2 separate regions of the Homo sapiens genome follow, and region 1 is linked to region 2. The links are chromatin loops, found by intact Hi-C in ENCODE. Cell type or tissue: dorsolateral prefrontal cortex. All regions are shown on one strand. Each heading gives the region's core, and the rest is flanking DNA. Links, peaks and the distances in the headings are about the cores only. Region 1 overlaps MPRIP (myosin phosphatase Rho interacting protein). Region 2 overlaps FLCN (folliculin).

What was found. Hi-C counts contacts between places; a loop is a spot of excess contacts. Peaks named below come from ENCODE experiments on the same cell type or tissue, not always from the same donor. Only the 100,000 strongest peaks of a DNase experiment are listed, where the experiment ranks them.
Region 1: it touches region 2 in a loop (6-fold over the local background); 15 of 110 quality-filtered maps call a loop at or near these places.

What each region holds. Positions count from the first base shown.
Region 1 is chr17:17,157,526-17,165,850 of GRCh38, reverse strand. It overlaps MPRIP (myosin phosphatase Rho interacting protein), which reads right to left. Exons shown (of 24, transcript NM_001364716.4): 14 at 6,849-7,419; 15 at 4,495-4,611; 16 at 1-1,742. Among named protein-coding and RNA genes, the nearest start is that of PLD6, 45 kb to the left of the region's middle. In dorsolateral prefrontal cortex, for the core only: no CTCF peak of the experiment used is centred there; no DNase peak of the experiment used is centred there; H3K27ac peaks cover 2,407 bases.
Region 2 is chr17:17,208,686-17,216,954 of GRCh38, reverse strand. It overlaps FLCN (folliculin), which reads left to right. Exons shown (of 14, transcript NM_144997.7): 11 at 452-575; 12 at 1,639-1,770; 13 at 1,865-1,970; 14 at 3,099-4,743. The coding sequence ends at 3,300. Among named protein-coding and RNA genes, the nearest start is that of PLD6, 6.5 kb to the right of the region's middle. In dorsolateral prefrontal cortex, for the core only: no CTCF peak of the experiment used is centred there; no DNase peak of the experiment used is centred there; H3K27ac peaks cover 1,046 bases.

The DNA.
Region 1 (8,325 bases), core at 205-8,204, 51 kb after region 2:
TGGTGCAGTGCGAGCAGTGCCTCACGGCTCTGACCCTGCTGGCTCTCCAGCCTCACGGTCACGTCTTTGAGCTTTTCCTCTGTGACGTAGAGCTTGGTCTCCAGGGAGTGGATGATGGAGAGGTACGTGTCAGAGTCGCCAGTTGCAGGCAGTACACTGGGTGCAGGCTCTGAGGACATGCTTTCTTCCGAGGGTGACCGGTCCTGGCTGGTGTCGGAAGATGTGCTGCTGGTCCAGGTCTTCTCAGACCCTTCGGGGTGAATGTATCTTTGGCACTGGATTGTGGAGAACCGGATTCTTTGCCTTTTAACACCAGGTGCCCCTTGGTCGAGTTTGGCTGTGCCCTGCTGATGGCCCTCCCTGTCAAGCACTTCCACTGACTTTGGGGGCACCATGCTGTCTTCCCTACTGGGGCTGCCATCACCGTACTCTTCCCCCGGAGGAGCCCCCAGGTCCTCGTCCTCATCCTCGAGCCTTGTGTGTGGGAGGCCTAGAGGTGCCCTAGTGGCTTGGACTGGTTGGCCTGGGAGCAAAGTGCCATCCCTTTCTGTCTCTTCAGGGGTACTCCGTGGCTCTTCCATGTCCTTTGGAGATTCACTTGCAAATTTCCTTAAAATCTCTTCTTTTGCCTGGAGCTTAATTTCTGTTTCCTCTAAGCTGCTCCCCAAGGCAACCATTTTAACCAAAGCCTCATTGAGGTCCTGCTCCTTCTTCTCCAGAACCTTCTCATGTGCTTCCTTAATGCGCTCCAGCTCTTCCTCCTTCTCTCTCAGCAGAGTGTGCATGCTCTGCAGCTGGCTGGAGACCCTCTGGTAGGAGTGCTCCAGGCTCTGGTTGTCAGCCTCTCTTCTCCTCAGCTTTTCCCGGAGCTCAGCCACATCCTCGTCGGACGTGGCCACGCGCTCTGTCAGCTCCTGGAACCGCTGTCTGAGGAGGTCCCGCTCGTCACAGAGGCTCTGCACGTGCTCTGCGAGCCTGCGCACGCTGGCCTCTCGTGCCTCCAGCTGCTCCTCCAGCTGGTGCACCTGCTCACTGCCCTCGAAAGTGGCGCTCAGCTTCTCCTTCTGCAGGGTCTCCACCTGCTGTGCCTGACCCTGCAGCTGGTCCTCATAGGCGCTGGCCTTGTCTTCCACTTCCTTTAGGTTCTGCAGCAATGCCTGCTTCTCCTTCTCACAGCTCTCCAGCAGCAGCTCATAGTTTCTCTGCAGCTTCTCCTCCATCAGCCGCTGCGCCTGCTCACTGGCGCCCAGTTGCTGGCTGAGGTCGGCAATGCGCTCCTGCAGCCTCTGGACCTCCTTCTGCCGGTCCCGCTGCAGCGCCTGCTGTGTCTCCAGGCCCCGTAGCTCCTGCGTCTTCTCCAGCAGCAGGGCCTCAGCACTCTTGAGCTTCTGCTCGCTAGCCCTCAGCTGGCTGCTCAGCGCCGCCTCGCTGTGTTGCCGCTCCTCCAGCTGCTCGCGGACCCGGCCCTGCTCCCGCTTCAGGTCGCCCTTGAGCTTGGCCAGCGCCTGCTCCTTGATGGCTAGCTCAGCGGCCGCATTGCTGAGCCGTGCCTGAAGGCTCCGGATCTCAGCCTCGTGGTGCCGGATCGTGTCCTTGGCCTCCCCATAGCTACGCTTCAGGGTCTGAATCTGGTGTGTAATCAGCTCCTGGCGCTGGCACTGGGCTTCAAGCTCACTTTGAAGGTCTTGGTTGACTCTATGGAGCCTCTGCCAGGCACCCGATGGGGAGGCGGCCACTTCAGTCTTAAAAAAACCGATTAAATACTGGTTAGTAACACTCGGGCCTCCCAGTTCTGAGTGTCACACCTCTGGCCAGGAACAACCACAGAAAGCTCCTTGATGGCTTTGGCTTTTATCCTTTGTACAACTTTATTTTTTTTTCCCATTAAAAAAATCCAACAAATTTTCTTTTTTTTTTTTTTTAGTAAGTAGCTGCTTCCAGGTAAACAGAAAACATGGACAATAACATCAGAAAACAGCTTTAACCAAACAGCTTCTAGGAGAAATAAACCAAACAAAACTGAATAATGGAACACACTAAGAAGCAAAACAAAGACTAAAGGACAAGAGAGCGCCAGGAAGAGGGACAGGCGGGAGGAGCACAGCACCTGCAGCTGTTTGTTTCACAAAACAAAAAGTACGCAGTCTTGACAACAAATCCTAAACAAGCGCAGGACACAAGGTGTAGGTAAATGATGCCACTTCCTTCTAAGACAGGAGGAGAAGGAAGGAAGGTAACACTCGGGAGATGTCAGCAAGGTGACATCCAAACATTTTCCTGTGGAAAGTGTAGTCAGTCCTCTAGAGTAACAGGAAGAACTAATCTCTACCTGTAAGAAGTCAAAACGAGGGGGGAACGGGAACCATGGAGTAAGATACAATAATCAACAAAACAAACAAACCTTTGTGGAGTTCAAAATAAGAAAAAGTGAAGCATGCAAAAACAAAACACAACGTAAATGAAACAAAACTCCCCACACTGAAAGGCATGCAGAGACAGAACTCATTAATATAGGGAAAAACAACACAAACAAGAGTGAGCCGAGCCCAGCCTAAGAATCTGGCCTGCCTATGGCTCCCTCTCGGTCTGCTGGCCGGGGAAGCCACAGATGTGACACTCAGTTATGTTAAGTTCAAGTTACACTTCACACTCAATGTCCAAATCATGCAAGCTCCTCCCAGCAGTTAGTATAGCACCCACCCCAGTAGCTGGCTCCTGACCCTTAACCCCACAGACCCCCTGCTCATTCTGAGTCGTGATTAAAAGCATTTCCAAAGCATAAAGGGTGGTGAGAAGTCACAGGTTATTAGACTTAGGGAAAAGGTATTAAAGACCAGCTTTGCCCAGTGCTGACCAACAGGGGCTTCAGTGTAGGCTCATGCAATTATGCAAGTTAGACAGAGGTAGGTTCCTAGGTTAGCAATGTGCAAAGTCCGCTGCTTAGTACAAGTTGAGTATCCCTTATCCAAAATACTTGGGACAAGAACTGTTTCGGATTTTAAAATATTTGCATTCTACTTACTGGGTGAGCATCCCCAATCCAAAAATCCAAAATCTGAAATGCTCCAGTGAGCATTTCCTTTCAGCATAATGTCAGCGTTCAGTTTTGGATTTTGGAGCATTTCAGATTTTCGAATTTGGGATGCTGAACTTTTATCTTTACTACCTGATTTGAAGCCAGTTCTTATAGGATGAGGCCCAATCAAGAATTAAAAAGATGCTCCTCAAACCTGGAGGGCAAGCGCAAATGACCTTGGCAGGGAGGCCCACAGGGAGGCCCTGTTCACCAGGTCTGAACAGGGCATGGCAATGACTATGGCAGAAGAGGCTGGAGAGGAGAGTCTAGGGCATGTGGGGCAGAAAGAAAGAGAAGGCCCAGGGAGCACACAGGAGAAGAAACAGCAGAGAGTCTGCAAAGAGGCAGACTATGGTCAGAGGCCAGCTGAGTGCCCCTGTTCCATCTGCTGCCTGGGACAACTCAGACCAAGGTCAGCGCACTGCGGTCTGCAAATGTAGACAATACGTGACAGAGACTCGGGGTCTAAGAGCCGGAAGGGCCCTCAGGGATCACTGGGTCTAAGTCTACACAGGCAGCAGACTGCCGCTGTAGAGGAGGGGACACATGCACTTGCTTTGGGGGTCAGTAGCAGGGCCAAGTCTTGAACCTAGGACCTTGATTCTAATGTTATACCCTCAGCCTTTGCCGAGAACTTAGGCTCCCTGTTCTGGTACCCCACTTCACTTCTCCTGCAGTATTTATATATCAATCTTCCTATCACAATCTCCTCTACCACTCAATGGGGACAAGAGTATATCTGTTTTATGCCCAATACCTGGCACAAGGCCTGGCACGCTGCAGGAAAGTCAGCAGACATAGGCACGCCCTTGGGCCAGGCTAGCTCCAGCCTTGTGACACCCCTATATCAGGGCTCTGTGGTACAGGATCTCAGTGGAGGTATCCCGGGGTTGGGCTAGTAGTGGTAAGAGCCCCAGCTCTGCCTGCCAGGTGTGGTATAGAAACAGATGGGAATGGGGTCCAGTACTAGCTTTGCCACTGACTTGCTGTTGGTTGTAAGCAGGCACTGGACTTGCTGTGTGATTCAATGTCTTCAATCTGTACAATAGGTCCAATATTACTATAGTGAAAACTATGAGAAATCACATGCAAATGTATGGTATTTACAATAAATGTATATTGGCTACTTTCAGAGTCAAAGGGAAAGGTCACCAAAATCATTTTATTACCAAAAAAAGTCCTTAGATATAGAGGTTTCAGGGAGATTCCCCAAAATGTCATATCAGGAGGGAAAAACAAACAGACCCCCCCAAGCACATTGAGTGTCCAGTCCTGTGGCAGAAAAGCCCAGGGGCATGAGCTCCTGGGAGACACCCCTGCTCAGCCAAGTTTTGCACACTCCTAGCCTGCCTGAGCATGAACCCTTCACACTGAAGCTCCTGAGCGCACCATGGGCCACAGCAGCCCCTCCACCCTACCTGCAGCACGTAGCCCTCACGGGCGCTCTGCTCCCGGCCCAGGGCCACCCTCAGCTGGTCCTGCAGGAGCCGGTTCTGCTCCAGAAGGTCTGAGGCCTCCTTCTGGCTCTGCTCCAGCTGTTGGCAAAAAGACACACACTTTTATGCAAAATGACAATGATAAACAAAGCAGCTGCACAGCACAGACTCTTTCACTGGTCTTCCATGTGGCCCAAGAGTTTTGGAGTCTCCACATTTCAGCAGATGTGCTGATATGGCCTTTACCAGCAGCATTTGGAAGTGAAGGTTCCAATGCAAGCCATCAGTAACAATGGCAGACTTGGTACCTTATGGGCACCAAGGGACTACCTTGTCCTTCCCTACTCCAGGCACCCCTGGATGCCCACATACTTCCCACACCTGCTCAAGGTTCCAACATGCACGCCCTATATAGGTGCCAAGGCCCATACGGGGTGTTCATTTCTGAGAAGGGGAATGTGTCCACTGGGGAACAAGGGTTTTGCATCTGCATCTGGAGGAAGCACCCCATGGGGTCCTTTGGGTGTCCTCAGCTGGTCACACAGGCCAGGCTAGGCTCTACAGGGACCACTGTGAGTGGTGGCCCCAAGCAGGCCTCACTCCAGGGCCCACTATGGTCTCAACTGAAACCACTCCATTTGACCAGCTTTACATGATGGATTCCACAAAGTTCTGTTTGCAAAAAGAGTTCCCGCAGTTCCCTCAAACAAGGTGTGGATACCCATGAGTAAGCTATTTTACACTCTTCTTGCTTTCAACAGCTTCAGCTACTCATTCATCCATCCACCTCTTCCCTACACACCTCCCAGGTGCCTCCTGATGCCTGGCCATGTGCAGGGCTACCCAACCTGCTCCCAGAGCTCGTGCTGAATGGAGCTGTGTGTGTGGTGGACAGTCAGGCCAGTGCCGCCCAGGGTGCTGACAGACTGTGCTGTGAGAGGCGGGGAGACCCCTGACTTTTATTTATTTTTTTTGAGATGGACTCTCGCTCTGTCGCCAGGCTGGAGTACGATGGTGCGATCTCAGGTCACTGCAACCTCTGCCTCCTGGGTTCAAGTGATTCTCCTGCCTCAGCCTTCCAAGTAGCTGGGACTACAGGAATGCACCACCATGCCCAGCTAATTTTTGTATTTTTAGTAGAGACGGGGTTTCACCATGTTGGCCGGATGGTCTTGATCTCTTGACCTTGTGATCCGCCCGCCTCGGCCTCCCAAAGTACCGGGATTACAGGCGTGAGCCACCATGCCCAGCCGACCCCTGACTTTTAAACAGTGAAGACTGACCCCCCAGATTGTTGAGCCAGTGTGTCGCCTGCTGGCTGGCCCATTTTGGTAGCCTGAAGTAATGTGAGTTTCAACTGTTATTTTATTTCATCTTGCCTTTGTTACTTGTTAATGGATGAGGAAAATGAAAAAGTACAAGTATTAGTGCTGGTGGTAACTCAGCCTCATACAGTTAATAAAATACAAAAAAGATGAGAAGCTTGAGGCATACCCAAGTGGCAAATCTTTAACAAGCTACTTACGTAAGAGAACACATTTGAAACACAGTGTTGAAAACTGTCCCTAAATGGAGAGTGAAACAGGGAGTTCTACAAAAACTGTAACGCTACACCTCCCCAGCTACGAGACTCCCTGCCCAGACATGTCAATCTACCACTGAAGTTCTGCAGACTGGATTTCTGCATACATTTCCATGAAAGAACATCTTATTTTATAGTTCGGGGGCCAGCTTGTTCATCTATGTACCTAGGTGCACTGAAGGCCTCGTGGAGGAGTGACAGTCACAGGGCAGCCTTCATCCACAGCCTACCCTGCCTCACCACTGTCTTCTGCTTCATATCCTCATGACCTAGGACCCAGCTGTCATCTCCTGCTGGATGCCCCTGGCTTCAGATCTGATCGGCCGTCCCCAAGCCACTGTAAGAGCACCTGGGGCTGGTCTCTGCCTACAGCTTTGACCTGTCCAAGCCAGGGCTGCGTAATGCAAAAGCCTTGCCCTGCTCGCGCCCCTCCTGCCATCGGGAGTCAGAACGAGGAAACCATCTAGGCCCTGCAACGCCGCTTGCCTCTCAATGGCAGGGGCCCCCACCATCGGAAGAATTCCTCTGTGCCTGGAAGGCCCCTTTCCCTGCCCTGCATGCACTGGCACGCTCCCACAGCTCTCAGGTCTGCCTCAACTATGAGGACTCATCTATGCGTCTGTCTCCCCTAGGGGTCTGCAAGTCCCTCGCGGGTAGGACTGTCTAGATGAACCCCTCAGGCCACAGCTGGGCACAGCTGATGCTCTGGAAAGGCTGCTGGGAGCAGGGTGGGGATCTGGTCCCAGGCTATTACCTCCTTCTCGAGCAGAGAGGTCAGCTCGTGTGTGGAGAGCCGGTCACCCCCATCTTCAGAAGACAGGTGGACGGGGGCGATGGGCACCTGCTTCTCTTCCCGGAGAGGTGTGGTCTCCACCTGATGCCACCGCTGCTCAATCTCCACGTGGACGTTATGCGTTTTGAGGTCGCTCATAGGCAGCCCTGGGCTCCGGTCCACCTCCATGCGCAGGGCTGCATCCTCAGTGCCTGGCCCGTCTGTGGCGTCGAGCATCCCGAAGCGCTTGCGGCGCTCCTCCCGCCTCCGTGCACGCTCCCGCTCCAGCTCCCCAGGCTCCGCCTCAGGGCGCAGGGGCTCGTGGGTGTCAGCAGGCCCCACGCCGCCCACCCGCTCCTGAGCCAGGGCCTGCTGGATGGGACGGAACTCAGCCCAGTCAAAGGTCTTGGAGCGGCCCTCTCGCCTCCGCTCCCGTGCGCGGCTCCTCTTCTGCTCAGGGTCCGGCTCCCCCAGCTCTGCCTCTTGCTTCTCAGTAGGCCTCGGGCAGGTCTCAAAAGAGCAGCTGCTCTTGTTTTTTTCCTCTGGCAACGAGCTGTGGGGCAGGAGGATGGACATAGCCTGTCAGGGGCGGCTCTGGTGTGGCCTGCCAGGCAGAAGCTGGCAATGCTGAGCCACAACCCAGCCCCTGTGAGCACCACATCCTTTTTCTATCCTAATCCCAGCTTCCTAAGTGCAGGGAGGACAGGAATACTCTGCCTTTACCCCACATCCCTTCCCAAACTGGTTCTGAGTGGGGGAGGGGGAGGGGGACGGGGAGGGGAAGGGGAAAGGAAGGGAAAAGAGCCTCAGAAAGCTGAGGTTTCCCACATAATGACACTGGGGGGGTCCCTTGACTGAAGAGGCTGTGAGGGGCTCACTGTGGTGGTCCCGTTGCCAGGGTATGGAGCCAGGGGAGTCCCAGGACTCCCACAGCCTCAGAGGCAGGACGGGCCAGCCCTGCCTTGCTCAGGGCCAAGAACTACATTAGGCTGCACCTGGGCACAGCCACCGTACCTGCCAGGTGAGGCCTGGGCCCTGTGCACCCCTGGACTGGACAGTGGTGACAGAATGAGGGAAAACTAGCACTTTCTAGAAGGGCTTACCTTTTAATAAGCAGGTAACGTGATCAGATCTATGTTTTGTTTTTTTTTTTTTTGAGATGGAGTTTCACTCTTGTTACCCAGGCTGGAGTGCAATGGCGCGATCTCGGCTCACCACAACCTCTGCCTGCTGGGTTCAAGCGATTCTCCTGCCTCAGCCTCCCAAGTAGCTGGGATTACCGGCATGCGCTACCATGCCTGGCTAATTTTGTATTTTTAGTAGAAACGGGGTTTCTCCATGTTGGCCAGGCTGGTCTCAAACTCCTGACCTCAGGTGATCCGCCTGCCTCCCAAAGTGCTGGGATTACAGGCGTGAGCTACTGTGCCCAGCCTGAATCTATGTTTTAAAAGCCCAATCC
Region 2 (8,269 bases), core at 1-8,000:
CACGGTCTCCACTGGGGGCGCAGTGGGCACGGAGACCCGGGTCTGGTCTGATGATGTTTAAATCATCAGAAGGATGCGTGTGCCTGCTGACTGCCCAGGCCTGAGAGGGAACAAAAATGCATATGACACAGTCTTGGTAAAAGCTTCTTTGTGGGATGCGGTAGGAGACAAACATCTGTGCAGGCAAACATTAATATGAGTTAACACCACAGAGCGAGGGGCGGTACAAGCTGGTGTGTGACTGGCGGTCCAGACAAGAGTTAGGGACCTGGTGGTGGAGGACCCTCCCCCCTCACCCCCACTGTGGGCTGAGAGTCTGGGGACTCCTCTGGCAGGAGGGAGGGCTTGGACCGGGCTGCAGGAGGCGTGTGGGGTTTGGGTAGTAGAGCATGGATGGCCGGGGCTGAGGGCTTCCTCGTGTCCTTGGTCTGAGTCCTGCTGTCCTCCTCAGACCATGCTTCCCGTGGGCTGCGTCCGCATCATCCCATACAGCAGCCAGTACGAGGAGGCCTATCGGTGCAACTTCCTGGGGCTCAGCCCGCACGTGCAGATCCCCCCCCACGTGCTCTCCTCAGGTGCGTGCCCCCGCGGGCTGTGGGGCCATGCCCTGCGCTGAGGTTCCCCACGCCTCAGGCCCAAAGTGGAACCAGATCTCTGTCATGGGTTGTGGAGAGGAGGCCTCATTGCAGGGCCAGCTTCCCCCATGGCTCTGGGCCTCCGTGTTCTATCTTCACACAGGTAGCGGTGGGTGAGTGGACCTGATGGGAAGGTTGGCTGGCAGGGACTGTCGTCAGTGGGCTGCAGGTCACCATCGTGGGGTGGGAGGATGTGTCCCTGGCCGGAGGATCCTGGTCGTCCTGGTGATTGGGTGCCTATGAGATGGAGGCCTGCTGAATGCTGGGTGTGAGCTGCCTGCTTCTGTGGGCCCTGCCATCCTCTCCTCACTCTTCTACTGTTCCCCTGTCCTGACTTCTGCTCTCCTCCAGCCTTTTTCTTCACCTCATGTGCCCGAGGTCTTCCCGGCCTTCACTGGTGTGGTCAGGGCTCAGCAAACCCCTGGTCTTTTGGTTTGGGGATGTCCAGGGATCAGCCCCCCAGGCTCATCAGTGACTTCCCCCAGCACAGCGGTGACCAGCAGCTGCTGACTCATGGTCCGAGTGGAGCTACCCTGAGCCCCCAATCAGCACCCAGGCTGGGTCCTGACTCCCTGCGAGGCAGTGCCTTTTTTCCGGGTAGCATTGGAAACACAGGCTCTGGTTTCAAACAGACTTCAAATTCTTACCACTACGAGCAGGTTATTTAACGTCTCCAGGCCTGTTTCCCCATCTGTAGAATAGGGTCATGGTGAGACCACCCTCATAGGGCTGCTTAGCCAGAGGTAAATTGATGTATATAAAGTACTTTGTGATTATTGTAATATAATAAATTATTAGTTTAACTGAGGCAAAAGTTAACCCTTAACTATTCACGAATAACCTGAAAGGTTTTAAATACCAAAGCATTGATTTGGGCCAGTCTTTTCACCAGCAGCCTTCCCCACTGACCTGGGATGAGCGGAGTGGGGCCCACGGTGGGCTAGCGCAGGGGAGGTGAGGAGCATGGGGGAGATGAGGAGCCACGGGCCTTGTGTTGTTACAGAGTTTGCTGTCATCGTGGAGGTCCACGCAGCCGCACGTTCCACCCTCCACCCTGTGGGGTGTGAGGATGACCAGTCTCTCAGCAAGTACGAGTTTGTGGTGACCAGTGGGAGCCCTGTAGCTGCAGACCGAGGTGGGTGCCCCCAGGCAGAGTGTCCTTTTTGTGAGAAGATGCCCCCGCCCCGCGCTAACGCCTGCCCTTGCTCTGCCCCTGCCCTTCTCCCCAGTGGGCCCCACCATCCTGAATAAGATTGAAGCGGCTCTGACCAACCAGAACCTGTCTGTGGATGTGGTGGACCAGTGCCTCGTCTGCCTCAAGGAGGAGTGGATGAAGTAAGCAACAGTGTGGGTGAGGCCCCTTTGCTTGCGACCCTGGAGAAAACCTGGAGCTGTTTCCAAAAGAGGAGCTGGGCCGTGGCCACTGAGGGAGGAGCCGAGAGAAGAGGTTGGGGGCGGGGTTCCAACTCCACGTCCGCCACTGCAAAGCTCAGGTGGCCTCGGGAGGCGGTCATCATGTCTGCCTCCGGCTCCTGCATGGGGAGGTGGGGGTGGCGCCTGCCTTGGAGAGCGACTGAGGCTTGGGCAAGGGCTCCAAGCTCACAGGAGGGTTCATAATGGAAGCTCTGTCATCTGCTGTGCAATTAACTTCAAAACCTAAAAGCCCAGTAACCCATGCCCCACCCCGCTTTTTATTTTATTTTATTTTTATTTTTTATTTTTTTTGAGTCAGAGTTTGGCTCTTGTTGCCCAGGCTGGAGTGCAATGGCATGATCTTGGCTCACCACAACCTCCGCCTCCCGGGTTCAAGCGATTCTTCTGCCTCAGCCTCTGGAGTAGCTGGGATTACAGGCACCCACCACCATGCCTGGCTAATATTTGTATTTTTAGTAGAGACAGGGTTTTAGCATGTTGGCCAGGCTGGTCTTGAACTCCTGACTTCGTGATCCGCCCACCTTGGCCTCCCAAAGTGCTGGGATTACAGGCGTGAGCCACTGCACCTGGCCCCCCGGGTTTTTTTTTTTGTAAGCAAATTTACTTTATTTCCTCCTGCCTCGATTCTTGGTAATTTTTTGGGTCAAATTTATTAATCAAACATTGTCCTGATTTAAAATCATGCAGTGAAGCTTAGGAGCAACCAGTGTCTTCCACGAGTTTAAGGAAGGTTTTTCTTTCTTCTTGGCGTCTTGACAACAGCTTGAGGGAGGGTGTGGGAAGCGCACAGGCCCCATACCCATACCCGACAGAGGGCCGAGCCCAGCCCCGACAGCTTCCCTTCCTTGCTGGGACACAGCTCCTTTCAGCAGTTCAGGGGCCAAGCCTGCTGCCCCAAGGGTGTGGATTCCAGCTCTGCCTGCACAGCTCCTGCTGGTGCCAAAGCCGTGTCACCCCTGGTTGGCCCCGTGACCAGGGCTCGAGGGATTGTGCTGTGGTGTCTGAGTGTTTTGTTTTGGTTTTCTTCAGCAAAGTGAAGGTGCTTTTTAAGTTCACCAAGGTGGACAGTCGACCCAAAGAGGACACACAGAAGCTGCTGAGCATCCTGGGTGCGTCCGAGGAGGACAATGTCAAGCTGCTGAAGTTCTGGATGACTGGCCTGAGCAAGACCTACAAGTCACACCTCATGTCCACGGTCCGCAGCCCCACAGCCTCGGAGTCTCGGAACTGACCCGTCACACACACCTGCCTAAAGACAGGGATGGCTGTCCACAGGATCCTCCAGCCCCGTGAGAGGGACTGTCCCTTGAGTTTCTCAACTGCTGGAAGGAGCTGTGTCCCAGCAAGGAAGGGAAACCATCAGGGCTGGGCTCGGCCCTGTCAGGTTTGGGGCCTGTGTGCTTCCCAGACTCTCCCTCCAGCCGTTGGAATCGCTGAAGATGGCAATGAAAGGCGGAGGGATGATGGGCTCTCTCTGTGTTCAAACTCCTTGGAGAGACGACTAGGAGGACAGCTTGCCTCCCAGGCCCCTTGTGGACTTAGACTCAAAACCCGCAGGAGAAACAGGTCCGACTCAGTATGCAGTCGCAATAACATGTCTGCTCCCGAGGTTAACATTCAAGCGTTTCTACTTTGAAATTCAGCAAGAGTTTCTGGGCCTTATGTTTGAGGGTACCTTTTGCTGCAGTTGTGAATATTCAGTACATTGCCAGCTCTTGGTCACTGAGTGATTGAGTTAGGGCTCCGCAAGAGACTTTGGGGAGTGAAGTGGATCTCTTCCTCATCTTTTGGTCCTCTGAAATGTGTGTTCTGAAGCCATGGGGCTCGTCTTCTGGGGTGTTCCCCTGCAGGTGCTGGTGAAGGTAACCTGGGGCTTAATGATGGAGTCCCTGATCATTTTTGCACAAGACAGGTTGCTGAGGGGTCGGCAAGCATCTGACTTGCCCAATCCCCTGGATATGGTGAGCCCCGCCATGCTTTTATTCTGTATCGCTTTTGTCTTTATTGCTGCTTTCAACATTTACGTTTGGTTACAGTTAACTATTTTCGGAGTGTGGTGATTGAAGACAATTTCATCATCCCACTGTACTTTTTTTTTTGAGAGGGAGTTTCACTCTTGTTGCCCAGGCTGGAGTGCAATGGCACGATCTTGGCTCACTGCAACCTCTGCCTCCTGGGTTCAAGCAATTCTCCTGCCTCAGCCTCCAGAGTAGCTGGAACTACAGGTGCCCGCCACTATGCCCAGCTAATTTTTGTATTTTTTAGTAGAGACGGGGTTTCACCGTGTTGGCCGGGCTGGTCTCAAACTCCTGACCTCAGGTGATCCACCCACCTCAGCCTCCCAAAGTGCTGGGATTACAAGCGTGAGCCACTGTGCCTGGCCCTTTTTTTTTTTTTTTTTTTTTTTTTTAAAGAGATGGCATCTTGCTATGTCGTCCAGGCTGGTCTTGAACTCCTGAGTTCAAGCAGTCCTCCTGCTTCAACATACAGCTACAGGTACCCCCCACTATACATTTTTAATAAGGATTCATGGCTCAGAGGGATTTTCTGATGGTTTTGCTGATTTGTTTCTAGTTTTTTTGTGTTTATATTTAACATGAAGACCAAGTTTATATAACTAGGTATCTGTATAATGCAACAACATTGGAACACAATAAAGATGTATTTTTGTAAATTGTTACTACATGGTTTTATTGGTTTGATGCCTACTATTTATTTGCGCTCAGGCACAGGAAATACTATGGTTAAAAAATACCAGTGAGTCAGCCGGGCGCAGTGGCTCATGCCTGTAATCTCAGCACTTTGGGAGGCTGAGGCAGGCGGATCACGAGGTCAGGAGATCGACACCATCCTGGCTAATACGGTGAAACCCTGTCTGTACTAAAAATATAAAAAATTAGCCAGGCATGGTGACAGATGCCTGTAGTCCCAGCTACTCAGGAAGCTGAGGCAGGAGAATCACTTGAACCCGGGAGGCAGAGGTTGCAGTGAGCCAAGATCACACCACTGCACTCCAGCCTGGGCAACAGAGTGAGACTCCATCTCAAAAAACAAAACAAAATACCAGTGAGTGGCCAATTCGCACAGTTAAGCTGCTATAATGATCGTAGACAATCTTCTCCAAGTTAGTCGTTGGAGTTGGTGTTGGAGAGAAGCAAACACTCATTTATCCCAAGGACATCTGTTGAGTACCTATGCCCATGTGCTTTTCATTTTGTTCAGCATTAGAAATGGCTCATCCCTTAATAATGATGATATTTAAAAGACATGTCCATCTGAGAGGAAGATGGCTGGAATCACCCTGGGTGACCGTGGCAATCCCTAAAACAGCAGGTTCACGGTTTAGTCATCTACCTCGAGTGGGAGGGGACCCCCTGGCCAATGTGGGTCAAGGGAGAGATGACCACCCACTGTCCTCCCCGGCTTCGGGTACAGATTCCTGTCTTTCTCTCGTGCATGGCATTCCTGGGAACGTGGTTCTATGCTCAGTTTTTGCCAGTTGTCTGCCAGTCTAGTGGCTGAATCCACTTGGCAAGTAGGAGCCCAGTGTAAGTTAGCTCTGCATTCACTTCAGGGGCATGTGTGACCTGGATTTCCCATGTCTAACAGAGCTTGCTGGCGAGGGGGCAGGCAAGGCCCTATGCCGACTGGTGGTTTTGTTTTTGTTTTTGTTTTTTGAGACAGAGTCTTGCTCCGTTGCCAGGCTGTAGTGCAGTGGTGTGATCTCGGCTCACTGCAAGCTCCGACTCCCTGGTTCAAGCAATTCAGCCTCAGCCTCCCGAGTAACTGGGATTACAGGTACATGCCACCACACCCGGCTAATTTTTGTATTTTTAGTAGAGATGGGGTTTCATCATGTTGGCCAGACTGGTCTCGAACTCCTGACCTCGTGATCCGCCCGCCTCGGCCTCCTAAAGTGCTGGAATTAGAGGGGTGAGCCACCGCACCCAGCTGCCAACTGGTGTTTCTAGGCAGCTGTGGGCTTTTTCTCCCCACAGGCATGCAGTTCTTGAAGATTTTTCCTATTGGTCATGAGTGCAGAAGAGCAGGAGGCTGAGCTGAACCTATGCCAGCCCAAGACCAGGCCAGACTCTGCTGTCCTTGTGAGGGAATAGGGGTTCCTGATTTTGTAGCTTTTCACAAAATGGAAGAGACAGAAAACAAGTTCCAGATCTTGAACCTTCCCCATGTGTTTGAAGGCAGTCAAGGGTTTCCTGATTTTACATTCAAGATACTTACACTCAGGGCCGGGCATGGTGGCTCACGCCTGTAATCCCAGCACTTTGGGAGGCCGAGGCAGGAGGATCACCTGAGCCCAGGAGTTTGATACCAGCCTGGCCAACATGGTGAAACCCCGTCTCTACTAAAAATACAAAAAAAAAAATTAGCCAGGCTGGTGGTGTACGCCTGTAGTCCCAGCTACTCAGGAGGCTGAGGCAGGAGAATCACTTGAGCTCTTATATATTGTGGAAATTAACCCCTTATCTGATAATATAGTTTGTATAAGCTTTTAAAAAATAAATTGTATATATTTAAGGTATACGACATGATGTTAATGACATACACACACATATTAAAATGGTTATTATAGCCAGGCACTGTGGCTCACACCTGTAATCCCAGCACTTTGGGAGGCCAAGGTGGGCGGATCACCTGAGGTCAGGTGTTCGAGACCAGCCTGGCCAACATGGTGAACTCCCATCTCTACTAAAAGTACAAAAATTAGCTAGGCGTGGTGTCAGGCACCTGTAATCCCAGCTGCTCAGGAGGCTGAGGCAGGAGAATCGCTTGAACCAGGGAGGTGGAGGTTGCAGTGAGCTGAGATGGCCCCATGGCACTCCTGTCTGGGCAGCAAAGCGAGACTCTGTCTCAAAAAATAAAAAATAAACACAAACGGCCAGGCACGGTGGCTCACACCTGTAATCCCAGCACTTTGGGAGGCCAAGGTGGGCGGATCACCTGATGTGAGGTGTTCGAGACCAGCCTGGCCAACATGGTGAAACCCCGTCTCCACTAAACATACAAAAATTAGCCGGGCGTGGTGGTGGGTGCCTGTAATCCCAGCTACTCTGGAGGCTGAGGCAGGAGAATTGCTTGAATCTGGGAGACGGAGGTTGCCGTGAGCCAAGATCACGTCACTGCTGACAGAGCAAGACTCCATCTGAAAAATAAATGAATAAAAAACTAGGCCGGGCACGGTGGCTCACGCCTGTAATCCCAGCACTTTGGGAGGCCGAGGAGGGCAGATAGTGAGGTCAGGAGATCGAGACCATCCTGGCTAACATAGTGAAACCCCATCTCTACTAAAAATACGAAAAATTAGCTGGGCGTGGTGGCGGGCACCTGTAGTCCCAGCTACTTGGGAGGCTGAGGCAGGAGAATGGCGTGAACCTGGGAGGCAGAGCTTGCAAAGTGAGCTGAGATCGCACCACTGCACTCCAGCCTGGGCAACAGAGCAAGACTCCGTCTCAAATAAATAAATAAATAAATAAACTAATAACTAAATGTTGTAACACAAAAGAGGATAAATGCTTAAGGTGATGGATATCCTGTTTACCCTGATGTGATTATTACAAATTGCATGTCTGTACCAAAATATCTCATGTACCCGATAAATATATATACCTACTATATACCGACAAAGTTAAAAATAGAAACTGGAAGACAAAAAATAAATAAAAATCAAATAAAGCTTCTCATTTTGTTGTCTGCCTTTGGTAGATTTCCAGCCCTGAAGTGGCTGTTTTTGAAAACTGTTTTCCCCCAGTTTTATTTTTGTTTATCCCTCTCTGGAGGGATTTGAGTCCTTCTTTATACCTCCACAACTCCAAGTCCCTCCTCTCATTATCGTTTTAGATGAGGAAAGTGAAGCTCAGAAGAGATGAATCAATTTGCCCTAGACCATGCAGCTAGGAAGCCTGGGAGCCAGCACTAAACTCAAGTGTTCTTTTTCTTTGTTAAGAATTTTATTCGCCAGGCACGGTGGCTCACACCTGTAATTCCAGCACTTTGGGAGGCCGAGGCAGGCTGATCACGAGGTCAGGCGATCGAGACCATCCTAGCTAACACGATGAAACCCCGTCTCTACTAAAAATACAAAAACAAAAATTTAGCCGATGTGGTGGTGTGCATTTGTAGTCCCAGCTACTTGGGAGGCTGAGGCAGGAGAATTGCTTGAACCCAGGAGGTGAAGGTTGCAG